Regions from separate parts of the Homo sapiens genome. Here region 2 is linked to region 1. A link is an interaction called in ENCODE POLR2A ChIA-PET data of the cell type or tissue named here. Cell type or tissue: B cell. All regions are shown on one strand.

Region 1 (5,000 bases):
CACAAAAGAAGTGAAAATGCCCTGCCCCACTTTTACTGATGACATTCCACCACAAAAGAAGTGAAAATGGCCAGTCTTTGCCTTAACTGATGACATTCCACCACAAAAGAAGTGAAAATGGCTGGTCCTTGTCTTAAGTGATGACATTATCTTGTGAAAGTCCTTTTCCTGGCTCAACCTGGCTCAAAAACTTCCCCACTGAGCACCTTGCGACCCCTATTCCTGCCCGGCAGAGAACAAATCCACTTTGACAGTAATTTTTCTTTATCTTCCCAAATCCTATAAAATGGCCCCACGCTTATCTCCCTTTGCTGACTCTCTTTTCAGACTTGGCCCACTTGCACCAAGGTGATTAAAAGCTTTATTTCTTTCACAAAGCCTGTTTGGTGGTCTCTTCACATGGACGTGCCTGAAATTTCTTTGTGTTGAAATGTTAATCTTTTTGAAAAATAAATGTGCCCATTTTTAAGAGTTCTGGTACAAAGCTTGTTGTCAGCTTTCAGTGTAAGATATTTGCTTGTTTTGATGGTTTTCTATGAAGGCCACTAAAATTTAATATTTCCTTCTTGTTTTTTCTAAATATCTAGCTAAAAACTCTTTTTTTGAAAACGTTTTACTTTCCCGAAAGAGAACCAGCTGTCACCATGAGTTCTGGCACAATAGTTGTTGCAGGCTTTCAAGGCTGTATATTTGTTTTGATACTTCACTAGAATGGCCACTGATGTTAGAAAATTCCTTTTATTCCCTTGTTTCAAAATGCATGACTACAAACTCTTGTTTATGTAAACACCTTCCTTTTCCTGAAATAAAATGGCCCAGTGTTAATATTTCTCAACAAATCTTTTTTTTTTTTTTTTTGGATCTCTGGAAGGGCCACTGAGGTAAAACAATTCTCCTCTTTACTTTTTTTAAATACCTGTCTGCAAACTTTTTGTCAGTTAAAAATATTTATTTCCCTAAAAAAAAAGCTGCCCTTGTTCAAAAGTTCTGGAACAAAACTTACTTTCAACTTTGAGATCTTCGCATTAGTTCCTAATGACAAGTAACGACAAGGGCCATGAGTGTAATAGACTTTCTCTTCTTTCTCTTTTTAAATGCATGTCAAGAAACTGCTTCTCTGTTCAAATATTTTTTTCTCTTAAAGAAACCACCAGACAGGGCACAGTGGCTCACCCATATAATCCCATCACTTTGGGAGGGCAAGGCAGGTGCATCTTCTGAGGTCAGGAATTTGAGACCAGCCTGGTTAACATGGTAAATCCCATCTCTACTAAAAAAAAATAATAATAAAAAAATTAGCTTGGCTTGGTGGCAGGGGACTGTAATCCCAGCTACTCAGGAGGCTGAGGCAGGAGAATCACTTTAACATGGAGGTTGGAGATGGCAGTGAGCCAAGACCATGCCACTGCACTGCAGCCTGGGTAACAACAGTGAAACTCCATTTCAAAAGAAAAATAAAAGGAAGAAAAAGCAAGAAAGAAACCACCCATTTTCAAGAATTCTGACATAAATTTGTCAGCATTCAGGGCCAGATGTTCCCTTCTTTCATCAGTTCCCTAGAAAAACCACTGGTGTTTTTTTTTTTTTTTTTAAATTGTTCTATCTAAATGTCTAACTGAACCTCTTTCTTTGCCTGAAAAAAAAATAAAAGGGACCATTATTAATAGTTATTGCACAAATCTTGTCAACTTTCAGGACCAGGTATTTGTTAATTTTAAAGGAAGGTTCTCTAAAAGATCCTCTGTTATGGACAAGGGTGGTGGCTCACATTTGTAAGCCCAGCACTTCGTAAGGCCGAGGGAGTTGTAGCACCTGGAGAGTTGGAGACCATTCTGGTCAACATGGAGAAACCCCATCTCTACTAAAAATACAAAAATTGCCCGGGTGTAGTGGCACATGCCTGGAATCCCAGCTACTCAGGGGGCTGAGGAAGGAGAACTACTTGAACCTGGGAGACAGAGGTTGCAATGAGCCAAGATCACACCACTGTACCCCAGCCTGAGCAACAGAATGAGTCATCTCAAAAAAAAAAAAAAAAAAAACTCTGTTGTGAGAAAACTTTACTATTACATTTGCAAATGCCTTTCTACAAACTTCACTTTGATACAAAGAAAACCACATGTAATCCAGAGTTGTGGAACAAAGATATTAGATTTCAGGGCTTGATATATGCTCGTATTGATGGTTTTCTAAAAGAACCACTGATGTAAAAGGTTTCCCCTCTTTGTTTCTTTTAAATGTCTGCCTGCAAACCTCTCTTCAGCTAAACCCTTCCCTTGAAAGAAAACTGCTCTTCTTTAAGAGTTCTGGCACAAAAACTTCATCTTTGAGAGCTAAATATTTGTTTGTATTGATAAGTAATGAGAAAGGTCACTATTTTAAAAAAATTATCTTGTTTCTTATTCTAAATACTTATCAGGGATTCTTCTGTTTATGTTAAAGTCTGCCTTTCTCTTAAAGAAAACCATCCATCAGCAAAAGTTATGGCACAAACGTGTTGCCAGCTTTCAGGACGATATATTTTTTCATTTTGATGGTTTTTTAGGTGAGACACTGTTGCTATCATCACTCTCTTCCTTTCTTCTTTTAAGTGATCATCCACGAACTTTTATTTATATGAACTTTTTTTTTTGCTTGCAACAAAACCACGCATCAGAAAGGGTTCTAACATAATATTTGTTTTCAGCTTTCAGAGCCAGACATATGCATTAATTTTTAGGTTCCCTAGAAGAGCCACTGGTGTGAGAAATCTCCTACTTCCTCCTTCTTAGTTTCTGTCTAGAAATATCTCTTTTTTTGTTAAACACCTTCCCTTCTTTAAACACACACACACACACACACACACACACAAACACACACACACATTACTAATAGTTCTGGCACAAAGCTTCTTGTCAACTGTCAAGACCAGATATTTATTTGTTTTGACAGTTTTCTAGGAAGGATATTTGTGTTAGAGAATCTTTTTCTTGCTTACTCTAAATGTCTGTCTGAGAACTTTTCTTTGTATCTACATCTTTCTTATCCTGATAAAAAATGACCCATCATCAATAGCCCTGGAACAAATACTGTTATCAGATTTTAGAGCAGATATTTTTAAGATTTTGATATGTATCTATTGGGGCAAATGATGTACAATTTTTTTCTCTCCCTATAAATACCTCTCTGCAAACTTCCTTCATGTTAACATCTTCGTTTCTCTTAAAACTGACCATGTTCACAAGTCATGGAAAAAAGTTTGTTGTTAGCATTAACTGCCAGATATATATTGGTCTTGATGGGTTTCTAGAAGAAACACTGCAATAGGAAAATTTTTTGCTAACTTCTTCTAGAAGCCTACCTGCAAGCTTCTCCCCATATTTACATCGTTGTTTCCTAAAAAAAAAAAAAAAAAAAAAAAAGGCTGCCCATCACCAAGAGTTTTGGCACAAAACTTATTGTTAGCTTTCAAAGCTGCGTATTTATTGGCATTAATTGATCTTTAGAAGAGCCACTGGAATGTGAGAATACTCTTTCTACCTCTTTTAAAACAACTGCAATGTTCTCTTTCTGTTAACATCTGTATTTAGCTCTACAAAAAATGCTGGCCATCATCAAGAGTTCTGGCACAAAGCCTGTCATCAGCTGTCAAGACCAGATATTTATTTGTTCTGAAGTTTCCCTGGAAGGGCCATGACTATAAGATAATTTTTCTACTTTCTCCTTCTAAATGCTTGTCTGCAATATTTTTTGTGTTGAAATTTATCTTTCCTTGAAAGAAAACTCATCTTCAAGAGTTCTGGAACAAAGCTTGTTGTCATTTTTCAGAGTCAGATATTTATTCATTTTGATGGTTCCAAAAAAGAACCAGAGATGAAGGAGAATTTTTTACCTTACTATTTCTGAATAACTGTTTATAAACTTGTCATTATGTAACCATATTCCATTTTTCAAAAGTAAACTAACCCATCATAAACACTTCTGGCATAGACCTTGATGTCAGCCTTTAGCGTTGGATAATTGTTTTTATTGAATGGTTCCTAGAAGAACAACTGGTTTGAGAGAATATCCCCCCTTGCTTTTTCTAAATGTCTGCCTTCAAACTATGTTTGTTAAAATTTACCCCTTTATTAAAATAATCCTCATCAGCAGTAGTTCTTTCATAAAGCTTTCTGTCAGCTGTTAAAACTGAATTGTTAGAGTGGGTCAAGATGGTAGATGAGAAACAGTGACAATCAGAGGCTCCCATCAAAAAGATCCAAAATAACTATGTGAATCTTTCACTAGTAAACTGAGGTATCTATGTTCTCTCATAAGAACTGACTAGGCAGATGACATAATCCACAAAGAGAAAGGAAGAGCAGTGCTATGCAGCAGTCCACTTGAGAACCACAGGGAGCAGGGGTGCCCCAATGCCCCAGCCAAAATAGGTGGTGAGAGAGCATGCTACCCAGCTGGGGGAACTGTGCTTTTTTCATGAAACTCTGCAACCCATGGATCAAAAGGTCCCACTTGAGATCCTACAGCAATGACACCTAGCATCCCAATCTCAGGGCTTTGCAGATTCTCAACAACCTACTGTCTAAGCCATTTTACCTTCTTTGGAGTGGGGCAGCGGTAGGACTCACAACTGCCTGACCGGCTAAGCTCCTTGGGTCAGGGAAATGTGGCATGCATCTCTGTAGCTCCAAGCTGTGTTTTTCTTCTGCTGGAGCCAGGGAGGCTGGCTGGTTTAGTCACAAAATGTGTTCCCCACAACCCAACAAACTGGCTGTGACACACCAGCCAGAATGCCTCCTCAGGCTTATTTCTGGATAACTGTTTACAAACTTGTCATTATGTAACCCTCTTCCATTTTTCTTTTTTTTTTCTTTTCTTTTTTTTTATTATACTTTAAGTTTTAGGGTACATGTGCACATTGTGCAGGTTAGTTACATATGTATACATGTGCCATGCTGGTGCGCTGCACCCACTAACTCATCATCTAGCATTAGGTATATGTCCCGATGTTATCCCTCCCC
Region 2 (5,000 bases), 190 kb before region 1:
GGTGATAAAGCAATTGGTTAAATTCAACATCCTTCAAGACAAAAATCCTCAAAAAACAGCAGAAAAAAGAAACATACCTCAACATAATAAAAACCTTATATGACAGACTAAAAAATATTCAGTATTGTACTGAATGGGGAAAAACTGAACATATTTTATCTATAATCTACAATACAACAAAGTTGCCCACTGTGACCACTATTATTCAACGTAGTACTGGAAGTTCTATCTAGAGAGATCAGACAAGAGAAATATATGAAAGACATTTAAGTGGGAAGAGAATAATTCAAATTATTCTACTTTGCAGGTGATATAATCTCATATTAGAAAAAAAACTTAAGGACACCACAAGAAAACTATTAGAGCTGATAAACAAATTGGGTAGAGTTGTAGTATATAAAATTAACAGACACAAATCTGAAACAGTAAACAATCTGAAAAAGAAATAAGAAATCATCTTATTTTCAATAGTCACACATAAAATTAAATACTTAGAAATTAACCAAAGAAGTGAAAGATCTGAATAATGAAAATAGTTGAAGATGACACTACAAAATGGTAAAACATATTATGTTCAGGAATTGTAAGACAATATTGTTAAAATGTCCATACTACCCAGAGCAATCTACAGATTCAATGTAATTCCTAACATAATACCAATAATATTTTTGAAATAAATGAAAAAATAATTTTAAATTTTACATGGAACCACAAGAGACTCAGAATAGCTAAACCTGTCCTTAGAAAAAAGAACAAAATTAGATAAATCAAATTATCTGACCTCAAATTAGAGTCCTGAGCCACAGTAAGTAAAACAGCCTTAAATAGCCAGTTTACTAGCATAAAATAGAAACACAGAAAAATGAAAATGAATAGAGAACCTGAAAAAAATCCACACAGCTACAGTAAACTAATTTGGACAAATGTGCCAAGAACATCCACTGAGGAAAACATACACCCTATTAAATGAAGATGCCAAGAAATCTGGGCTTCCATATGTGCAATAATAAAAATGAGACTTCTACTTTTGGCCATATATAAAAACTGAATCAAAGTGAATTAAAGCCTTAAGTCTACAACCTGAAACTCTGAAATTACAAAAAAAAGACTTGGGAAAATCTCCAGGTTATTAATATGAAAAAAATATTGCTTTTTTTTGAGATAGGTTGTCACCCATGCTGATGTACAGTGGCAAGATCAAAGCCCACGGCAATCACCATCTCTAAGGCTAAAGCAATCTCCTGTCACAGCCTTTGAGAAGCTGGGACTACTGGCACATATCACCACATACCATGGAAATTTTTGTGTGTGTGTGTTCACTTTTGTAGAGATGGGGTTACATCATGTCCTCAGGTTGGTTTTGAATTCTTGTGCTCAAGAAATCCATATAAGTTAGCCTTGCAAAGAGCTAGTATTATAGGTATAAGCCACCCTGCCTGACCAAAGATTTCCTCAGCAATTCCCCAGAAGCACAAGCAACCTAACCAGAAATGGACGTCTGGAATCAACATGCAGTTGAAAAGTTTCTGCAGGGGAAAAATTTAAAAATCAACAATGTGTAGAGATTATTCACAGAAATAGAAGAAATATTTGTAACTTACCCATCTGACAAAGGATTAATAATCACAATAAATAAAAATCTCAAACAATCTATAGGAAAAAATTTATAGGAAAATCTTATAATTTGGTCAAAATATTTGAAAAACATATTTCTCAAAGGAAAACATACAAATGTGACCAGGTATATCAAAAAGTGCTCAAGATCATTAATTATCAGAAAAATCCAAATTAAAATTACAATAAGATATCATCTCAATCTAGTTAAAATGGGTTTTATTCAAAAGACTTTCAATAACAAATTCTGCTGAGAATTTGAAGAGTGTGAAATGTGCTCACATTCAAGGAGCAGTGTCCCAAAGTTGTGCAGAGCTGAAAGTCCTTGAATATGGTCCATGAAACAACCATTTATCTTTGCTAAGCTTCTGTGTCTGTGGTAAAAGAGGCTCTCTGAAATATCTTAGAGGTTTTTTCCCCATTGTCTTGGATACTAACACTTAGCTCCTTTTTGCTTTACTGCAGCATCTTAAATTTCTTCTCTGAAAAAGAGCTTTGCTTTTCTACCACTTTGCAGGCTGCAAGTTTTCCAAACTTTTATGCTGTATTACTTTTTTTAACATAAGTTTCAGTTTCATGTCATCTGTTTGCTCATGCATATGAGCTTAGGTTGTTAGAAGCATCCAGGTGACATCTGGAGCACTTTCTGCTTAGAAATTTTTTTCACCACATACCCTAAATTTTTCCACCACAGACTCTAAGTCACCATACTCAACTTCAGAGTTCCACATATCCCTAGGGCAGGGGTACAATGCATTATCAAGGGTACCTTGCTAATGTGTAACAAATATGACATTTGCTCTGCTTCCCAATAAGCTCCTTATTTCCATGCATGATCTCCTCAGTGTCTACTTCATTTTCCCTATCACTATCAGCACATTGGTCACAACAATTTAGTAACACTCTAGGAAGTCCCAAACTTTTCCTTATCATCTTCTGAGACCTCCACACTCTTCTAACCTATGTTAGTTATTTAATTCCTATGTGGCTTCCATATTTTCAGGTAGCTTCATAGCAATACCCTACTGCTCCATACCAATACTCTGTATATAGTCTGTTTTCCCAGCAATACAGAGTTTTGGTATTATCTTAGACACATTTAAGAATAATGCCCACTAGTTTCTACATTTCCTCTCATAAATTTTAACTTTTAACTGAAATGGTAATGATCTATATAATTTATATATCCTATATAATGATATATTTACATTGTATCATTTTAAAGCATACACTTGGGGGTTTTTAATTGTTTCACAATGTTTTTTCACTGCAATTACTAATTTAAAAATATTTTTATTACCCTGATACAAAATTTTCCTACAAACAGGCTGAGGGCAGCAGGATGGAAGCCTGCAAATGTTCTGACCAGGCTGCACCACAGCAGAGCGAAAAGCACCTGGATAGCCTGATGGGCAAAATTGCCTTTCTGAAGAAATTTCACTAAGAGGAGATCCATCCACTTGCAGGGGCAGATCCAGTATGTGCAGATCTCCATAGAGATAAACATGTTCACCAATCTCAACCTCACCTCTTTGCTGGAGGTCATCTGCCCACAGTAGGGAAAGATGGCTGCCAAGAGCATGCAGAGCATGCAGAGGAGTGCTTTAAGAGCCCTTTAGACTGCTGAGCCAGAGCACTGTCAAGAGGGTCTATGCCATGCAAGGCACCAGAAACAAGGTGTCTCAGAGCCACTACCTGCTCAAGACCAAGAACTTGGAGATCAAAGCATGCTAGGGCATGAAGGAAGTAATGGAGATATAGCTGCAGGAGCCAAAGGACAAGTTGAACACCTACATCAGTAGTGTGCAGGCCATCATCCACAAATTAGAAAATGAATTGAAGATGGCAAAGTTAAACATCTGGATACCTAAATGAATACCAAGTCCTCCAGGTGAAGATGGCTCTTTGTATTGAGGCTGCAGCTCAGAGGAAACCCTTCAAAGGCAAGGAGACCCAGCTGAGTTTCAGCAGCATGGGAAGCACACTGCTTCCAGACCCCCTGGTCTTTGGTTTATCACCTACTGGGGTTCACATACCAACTCCTACATGATGTCCACCCACTCCTTCCTGTCCTACTACAGTAGCCATGTGCAAGAGGAGTAGATCATGGTGGAGGAATCCATTGAGAGTGCTAAGATTGAGGAAGGCAAAGACTAGTACCCCTCTGAAGAAAAAGCCTAGGAGGAGAAAGATAATAAAGAGGAGGAGGAAGAGGTGGCAGGGAAGAGGACTAAGCTGCTAAGGAAGTGTCTAAAGAAGCAAAGGATAAAGAAGAAATAGGTCAGGGTGAAGAAGGAGAGGAAAAGCTGAAGAGGAGGAAAATAAAGTTGAAGGTGCTGGGGAAGAACAAGCAGGTAAGAAGAAATATTAACCCCCATTCCCTTCATTATTCCAGGACAAATTCTCCCCAAATCAGGTCAACTCATCAACAACCAACCAATCACTTAAGTTCCAGATCCTATGTGAATTAATGTGTCAATATATGTATAATTCTAAGATGACTGAGGTTAGATATTTGGCATTGTGGTATGAATTTCCATTCTCTGCAGAGTATTTGTTTGCTTGCAGAGTGGTTTTCTGGCTTGCTGCCAACATTTGCATGATCCTCACTTATGAGTTCAGGATCTACAGCAATGTGAATGGTTTGCAATAAAAAATACACATAATACATGAATTCACTATTCACTAATTTTAATGTTAAACTCCATGGAAAAATAGTCCTTTGAAGTTTTGATGTCTAGAAATTAAGGACCTCAAGTTATGTCCAATAAATAGTAAATAGTATTATACTGGATGACATAAACAAAGAGATTTTACTATTCAGAATATTTTATTTAACAATTCACAGTGTGTGCCTTTATGTTTCTTGTTTTTGTTTGTGTAGCATAAGATTTTCAGTGTTTCAAGGGGTTATACCATTCACTCTTTATTTCATGACTAATTAATGTTGCATTGTATGAAACGTCTACATTTTATTTATAAATTTATTAGGTAATGGACATTTGTTTGTCTCATACATTTTACTTACTTCAGAAGTATTTTTATTTATGTTAAATAATTTCTTTGATTACCTGATTTCAGTTTTGGGGGAAAAGTGTGGAATATATGCTCAGATAAAATATGCCTGTTTGTATGAAATTTTTATGTCATCCTTTGAGAAGTGTCTATTCAGCTCTTTTGTCCATTTTTTACCATTGGATTATGAGTTTTTTCTTTTAGAGTTGTCTGAGCTCCTGTATTCTGATTAGTCATCAGATATATATAAACATATATTCTGATCATTACTCCTTTGTTAGATAAGTAGGTTGCAAAATGTTCTTCCGTTCTGTGGGTTGTCTTTTCATTTTGTTGATTGTTGTCTTTATTATGCAGAAGCTTTTATTTTT

What was found. Peaks named below come from ENCODE experiments on the same cell type or tissue, not always from the same donor. Only the 100,000 strongest peaks of a DNase experiment are listed, where the experiment ranks them.
Region 2: POLR2A ChIA-PET joins it to region 1 with 5 read pairs; 2 of 35 experiments call an interaction of 5 or more read pairs at or near these places.

Annotation. Positions count from the first base shown.
Region 1 is chrY:21,031,333-21,036,332 of GRCh38, reverse strand. No RefSeq gene overlaps it. Among named protein-coding and RNA genes, the nearest start is that of RPS4Y2, 280 kb to the right of the region's middle. In B cell, no CTCF peak of the experiment used is centred here; a DNase peak (open chromatin) is centred at 2,802.
Region 2 is chrY:21,220,091-21,225,090 of GRCh38, reverse strand. It overlaps the pseudogene NEFLP1. Among named protein-coding and RNA genes, the nearest start is that of PRORY, 230 kb to the left of the region's middle. In B cell, no CTCF peak of the experiment used is centred here; no DNase peak of the experiment used is centred here.